Linked DNA regions of Homo sapiens: region 1 is linked to region 2. Evidence: chromatin contacts called from ENCODE Hi-C data. All regions are on one chromosome and are shown on one strand. Each heading gives the region's core, a stretch centred on a gene start or an enhancer-like site at or near the end of the contact. The rest is flanking DNA. Distances are from core to core; before and after follow the strand shown.

What was found. A loop is a pair of places that touch in the nucleus more often than their neighbours do. Pooled maps may share reads with other maps.
Region 1: a loop to region 2 is called in a map of Caco-2, with 3 times the contacts of the local background. The contact joins the enhancer-like site here to the promoter of SLC24A3-AS1 in region 2. A Hi-C loop is called at or near these places in 1 of 168 maps with a recorded cell type or tissue (Caco-2) and 2 of 50 pooled maps.

The regions. Positions count from the first base shown.
Region 1 is chr20:19,406,028-19,409,225 of GRCh38, forward strand. The region is part of intron 2 of SLC24A3 (solute carrier family 24 member 3); the gene reads left to right. Among named protein-coding and RNA genes, the nearest start is that of SLC24A3-AS1, 120 kb to the left of the region's middle. Within about 2 kb of position 1,829, at least 3 of the 41 ENCODE cell types and tissues checked have a DNase peak (open chromatin) inside an H3K27ac peak, as active enhancers do.
Region 2 is chr20:19,282,685-19,285,925 of GRCh38, forward strand. SLC24A3-AS1 (SLC24A3 antisense RNA 1) reads right to left here and starts at 1,912. Exons shown (of 8, transcript NR_024564.1): 1 at 1,461-1,912; 2 at 455-531. All of the region lies in intron 2 of SLC24A3 (solute carrier family 24 member 3), which reads left to right.

The DNA.
Region 1 (3,198 bases), core at 579-3,078, 120 kb after region 2:
CTTGCTGGAGTCTTGGGCCTGCCCCTCCTTCTTATTTAATTGCTTTAGAAAGTTCTTAGAATGCAGTCTAAGAGGCTTAACTGCCTTCAAGAATATTGTAGCAGCCCATCCCGAAGTGCTTATTACATTAGAACATTTAGTGCTTTTAAAGATGGTGTGTGTGTGTGTGTGTGTGTGTGTGCGTGCGTGTGTGTGTGTGTGAGAGAGAGAGAAAGCATATCTAAATGTTGGTACCAAATCATACCCCATTGGAAAGATTCAATTTTCTGAAATTCCACCTAAGAATTTTTGTATGTATATATGAAGGCAATTGTGAAATTATAGAGAATTAGCAAAGTTTATTTAGAATTTGAGGGGTTTGGAGTGCAGTTTTACAGATTTTCTGACTCTCTTTTCTTTAATGTCCATGCAGAGACTAACATAATTGACTTTTAGATCTTTATCCAGAGAGTCAATCCAATTCAATTCAAAAATGTTTATTGCCAGTCCACTCTGAACAAACAGGATGTGATTTCTACCTTAAAGGAATTTACAGTCTAGCTGGGGCTCAAGACACATGTTGACACATTTATTGCAATACAGAGTGATGAATGCAGTGAGAAAAGTGGGGTGAGCTACAGGAGACTGGCAGACAGACTGAAAGGTAGCACAGAGGGGGAAATCATTACATTTGGGGACCTGGGGGTGCAGTAGACATCACAGCGTGCTCTATGCCCTCGGTGGCTGGTTCAGCACCCCAACTAGAATGAGACAGTGCCATGACCTTGCCATCCCAAAGCACAGTGAGGTTATTTGTTTGCTTTTTCTATTGTAAGTTAGAGAAATATTGCACCCCATTTATGAGGTACTAAGTTTCCAAGACACAAGTGTAATCCCTGGTGATGTGAAGGGAGGGGTCCAGTAAGAGAAGGCAGTTGACATGTGGTGCTGCCAGGTGTCTGTGACTAGCACAGACACATATCACTCACCAATCATGGCACTCTTTTCTGTTGATCTCTGACAACACGGTGAACCAGGTAGTTTCTACCAATCTGTGAGGTTGGGATCCAGAGGATATCAATTGACAATTACCAGAGGATCTGTTTCTGGAAACTGAGTAAGAAGATGGGATCTTGTTGGATGCATTAATCCAGAGACGATGGAGGCATCCAAGGACTGGAGCGCCTCCTTGTCACAGAGTCCACAAGCAGAGTGGTTGAGCATTCTGGGAGTGTATTTGGCAGCAGCAGCACTAAGAGGATGGCGGTAGGAGACCTTTGGATAGTTGGAAATGCCCTTCAGATGGAAAGCATTCGCCATCTTTAGTTTTTCTGTGTCCCGGTGCTGTGTCCTCATTCCTGTCTTCCTCCTGTGAGTTGAGAACGGGGCAGGTCGTGCTCTGATGCTGCAGCTCCTGCTGCTTCCAGTGTGAAGGGGCACCTGGCAGAGCAGAGCTGCCTTTCATGTCGGACACAGAGGAGGGAAAATAACAACAAAGTTTTCCTGCTTTAGAAGAGAACTGCAGGAAAGATGCAGCAGAGAGAGCTCTTCGTGGAGAATAAATGAATCACGGAAGTGTCTATTTTAGGAATCTTTACTCTTGATTAATCTCAGACATAGAAAGAAAAGAAAGGAAAACAAGTAGCCAAGAACAACAATAGTAATGATAGTTGTCATTTAAACTATGCCCTTCTTTTCCATGTTATATAGGTTCCCATTCTCCACCATATTGATGTCTGAATCTTTTATATTTTAGCAAGGACATATTGGCAATGGTCAGTCTCTATCATGGCGTCTGCATGCTAACCATGAAACCGCCACAGAAGAATTTGGCAGAAGGTGTCACTGAAATAGGAGTAAGTCCTTCTACTTCTTTCTGCATTCGTGGTGGTTGGGACACACCAAGGATGAAGGCTGCTACAGTTCTAAGGAAACCTTGTGGCTTTATGGGAGTAAACCTGTAAAACTGGTTCCTTCTCTGAACATTCTTTCTGTAACACTTAAAAAAATACCAACAGTTTGCAAAACGCTTCTAAGAATAGAAAAGAAGTCCTCCCTTACCTCAATAAAATGTGGGAATAAAATGTTGAGTACAAATGCCTTTGAACTCAGAAACTGGAGAATTTGTAATATTTTACTTTTGTCTGATTGTGAAACACATGCCTGTTCATTGGAGAAAAGTTGTAAAACACTAAAGTACCAAGTAAAAAATACTAATTATATCATTCAGATATACCATTAACATTTAGTATATTTGTTGTCATTAAAAATTCTATAAACATTTTTTTTAAATCTACATAATGCTTTGCCATTCCTAAGAGATTAACCCGTATAATAATTTTCCCCTTTTTCTAGTGAGGGTTTATTTTTGACATTAAAAATACTTTTTTTTTTTTTTTTTGAGACAGAGTCTCGCTCTGCCACCCAGCCTGGAGTGCAGTGGCATAATCTCAGCTTACTGCAGCCTCCACCTCCCAGGTTCAAGCGATTCTCCTGCCTCAGCCTCCCAAATAGCTGGGACTACTGGTGCACACCACTACTCCCGGCTAATTTTTGTATTTTTGGTAGAGACAGGGTTTCACCATGTTGGCCAAGCTGGTCTCGAACTTCTGGCCTAAAGTGATCCACCCACCTCAGCCTCCCAAAGTGCTGGGATTACAGGTGTCAGCCACCACACCCGGCCTAAAAATACTGTTCTGATGACCATCCTTGTGCCAAAATTGGTGTCTCCATTTTTGTCTATGTCATTAGGAGAGATTCCTAGAAGCAAAATACTGGTCAAAGGGTTATGGACAATTTAACACTCCTCTGGAAATAAAGGACATCCATATAATGTGGCAAATAATTTATAAAGCATTTCACCAGGGAAATGAGATTTGCCTTCATGTTTTCATTCATTCATTTGTTCATTCGGGAAACATTTATTGAGCTCCTGCTGTATGCTTTCACTGTTCTGGGCGCAAGAGACACAGGGATGCACATGAGAAATAGTTTGGCTAAAGGGAGAAGACGATCCAGAAACACATCAAAGCACCAGATATTATCAGGGAGAGTTCCGTGAAGAGCTCAGTGTTCTTGGGTCATGTTACTGAGTTGATTGGTGAGGAGGGAGACTTAGAGCTTCTTTAGATTGTAGATCCAGGAGGCCTCTCTGAGAAGGTGACTCATAGGCTGGGACTGAATTACAAGGAGACACCCTATGAAGACCAGGGAGAAGGA
Region 2 (3,241 bases), core at 662-3,161:
TGGTATGGGAAAGAATGGAATCAGACAGGACATGGTGACCAGCTCTGAGCATTAGGTTCAGCCATATGCAGAACCAGCAAGGATGGGGGGATTCTGTTCCCTGTTGCTGGGGTGTGTTTTGGGGGCAGGTGGTTGGTCTCTCTGTGAGTAGCATTGCTCACTGTATTGGGAAATACCGTTCTCAGAGTGACAGATGTAGAAGCATAAAGCACATTCAAAGTCATTCCAAGAGTGGAAATAACTCAGCCTCACAGATAGAAAAGAAAATGTCTAGGTAGATAAAAAGAACGTGAACCCGGGATCTGCCTGTGTTGGCAGGGGCCACACAGGGAAAGGGAGGAGAGGAAAGGCTTCAGGAGGAATATGGGAGGAAGCAAAAGCAAGCTGAGTCATGCTGCGAAAAGCAGGTCCAAAGGGAATATGGATCCAGGAGGGACAATCTTGATTTCCTTACCTGCAGACCAAAAGAACCGGGCTTGGTTTCTGAGGCCCTTGATTCAGAACCAAATTCCACAAGGAAGATGATCATGCCTGAAACAGGAGAAGTTCTGTTCAAATCCTAACACATCAAGGGCTGGGTCAGAGCCCACGTGCTTCATGAAGCTTGCTTGGACCACCCCAGACTGCAGCATTCTTTTCTGACTGCTGCTGGTATAAAATGTCTCCACATGTGCTGTTAAATATGGACATTCAATGGCAATTTCAATTCAAGTGAATTCAAACCAACTAAAATTAAATATTCAGATTCTCAGTTGCACCAACTACATGTCAAATACTCGATAGTTGGATCACAGATGACAGCACAGGTCCCAAAACATTTCCATCATCACAGAAAGAGCTATTGGACAGGGTGGTCAGAACTTGCAGTTGTCTTTGGATGTATCTCCTGTCTTTCCAGCCCAATTGCAAACATCTCAAGGGTGTAGAGCAAATATGTAAATCTGAGGGCCTTATCTCTACCCCGGGTCTTAGAGTCACACTGACCTGAAGCTGTGGACTTTGGCCAAATAGCCAGGTTCTCAGAGTCTCTGTGTGCTTCTCTAGAAGTTGACATCATCATTCTGATCTTTCATGATTGCTGTGAGAATTACTAATAAAGTGTGGACAGCTTAGTGCCCTGGGTTTGATGGCACTGTAGTAGGAGTGTATTCGTGAATTTCCCACCCTCTGTCCTGGGGCATCATTACGGGTGGGGCACAGTGCAAGATTCCTAGAGCAACATTCTCCAGCTACTCCCTGCAGAGCGAGTCTGTCAGCAGGCCACACCGCAGGTAGCTCAGGTCTAAACAGACCGTCATCTAGACAGGAGGCTTCAGTACCATCTTCCCATGTAGGCAAGCCCTGAAGACCTCAGGCTTGGCAATGAATGCCATCATCTCTGCTGCATTGACTATTTCTAACAACAGGATCAGAACATTGCCACAGACACATGTGAGCCCTGGTTACCTCCATGCCCTTACCAGAATGCTGTCGAAGCTGGCTCCTCGGTCTGGACTGGACAGATATTTTATGAAAAAAGTTGAGAGCCAAAGCACCCATAAGGTCCTGATTTAGAAGCATCATTTTAATAATATTCATCTTCTCTGCCTCTAACTTGTTGTTGGGTGAAATGGTTGAGCAGGAGTGAGGTGAGGGCAGGTTCATTCTAAAACTTTGTTCAGTTTTCCTTAAGAGGCCCTGGGCACAATGAATACTACTTGTGCTGGTTAAATATAGTGCCATCTGCCCTCGAAAATCTTAAATAGAGAGGCTAGGAAGTGAGCCCTGTGGTTCCTGGACTCTCTCCCTTCCTATTTATGATGATGTCAGCGGCAGCAGTACACTTAACAGAGCCTACGGAGCAGGCTTCCCTCTGTGCTTGGAGGAGTGAAGATTTACACAGGGACTTGAGTGTTTGGGGTGCAGTGTGTGTCCTGGCTGTCTGAGTTATGGTGGCAAGGTCACAGGCAGGAGTTAATTTGGCATTTGTCATAAAGTACACCCAGCTGCCACTTGTGATGTCATGGGGCTTCTCAGACTGTGCTGTCAGAAGCCCTGGCTTTAGATGCTATTAGAGGAAGCCTGTAGATTCAGAGACTGGAGACAGAGTTACCTCTATTCTGGTTATATTCCCTGTTGGGGCATGATTCTGGTTTGCCTCTCAGATTACCATTTCCTCACCTACAAAATAGATCTTCAACTACATTTATCCCTTCCCTTGCACACATCCATTTATTCCAAGAAATTTCAAGAATAGAAATTCAAGAAAACTTCTTCCCCTTGACACTCTCCCATTTCCCTTAATAACTGCTGTGTTTGCAGAATTCCATGCCATACCTCAAGCCTTCCTCTACTCCCTCTCCCCTCCTCCCCTTCCCTCTGCCCTGCCTTCTCCCTTTCTCTCTGTCTGAAAACCAGGAGCACAGAGTGCCCAGTTTTGGTGCCAGAGAAAGCCCAGGGTGCTGTCTTCTGATGACAGCTGCTACTTTAAGGATATATTACTTTATACATTTTCTGCTTTCAAAAAAATGGCACTGGGCGCGGTGACTCACGCCTATAATCCCAGCACTTTGGGAGCCCAAGGCGGGTGGATTACTTGAGGCCAGGAGTTCGGGACCAGCCTGGGCAACATGGTGAAACCCCATCTCTATAAAATGTACAAAAGTTAGCCAGTCGTGGTGGTGTGAGTCTGTGGTCCCAGCTACTTGGGGGGCTGAGGTGGAAGGATCAACTGAGCCTGGGAGATGGAGGTTGCAGTGAGCTGAGATCACTCCACTGCACTCCAGCCTGGGTGACAGAATGAGACCCTGTCTCAAAAAAAAAAAAAAAAAAAAAAAAAGGCATTTTTCCTTTGCCCCTTGAAGACCTAGTTTTGGTAGAAATTTGTGATTTTTTTTTTTTTTTCTACCTTCAGAACTGCATGAACAAGACTGACTGACCTCCGGGCTCCAACTTTTCTTTGCAATTGTTCCAGCTCTCTGTGAATTTTTAAGGTTGTTTTCTTAGCCTGACACTGCCGACTTCATCTGAAGCCTGGAAACATTTTTTTTTTTTTCTTTTGGCAAGTAACACTTGAAATTGTTTACTCAGATGACCTATTAAGAGAAATTTAACTTTGAATAATTTGATCCATGGAAAATTAAGTTAGCTAAATGTAATATTGAAGATGGTAGACAACTGTAGCAGAAATGAATTCTTTGTAATATTTATTTGTGCACTTTACAGAATTTTATTTATACACTTTGCAGTGTGTCTCCAGAAA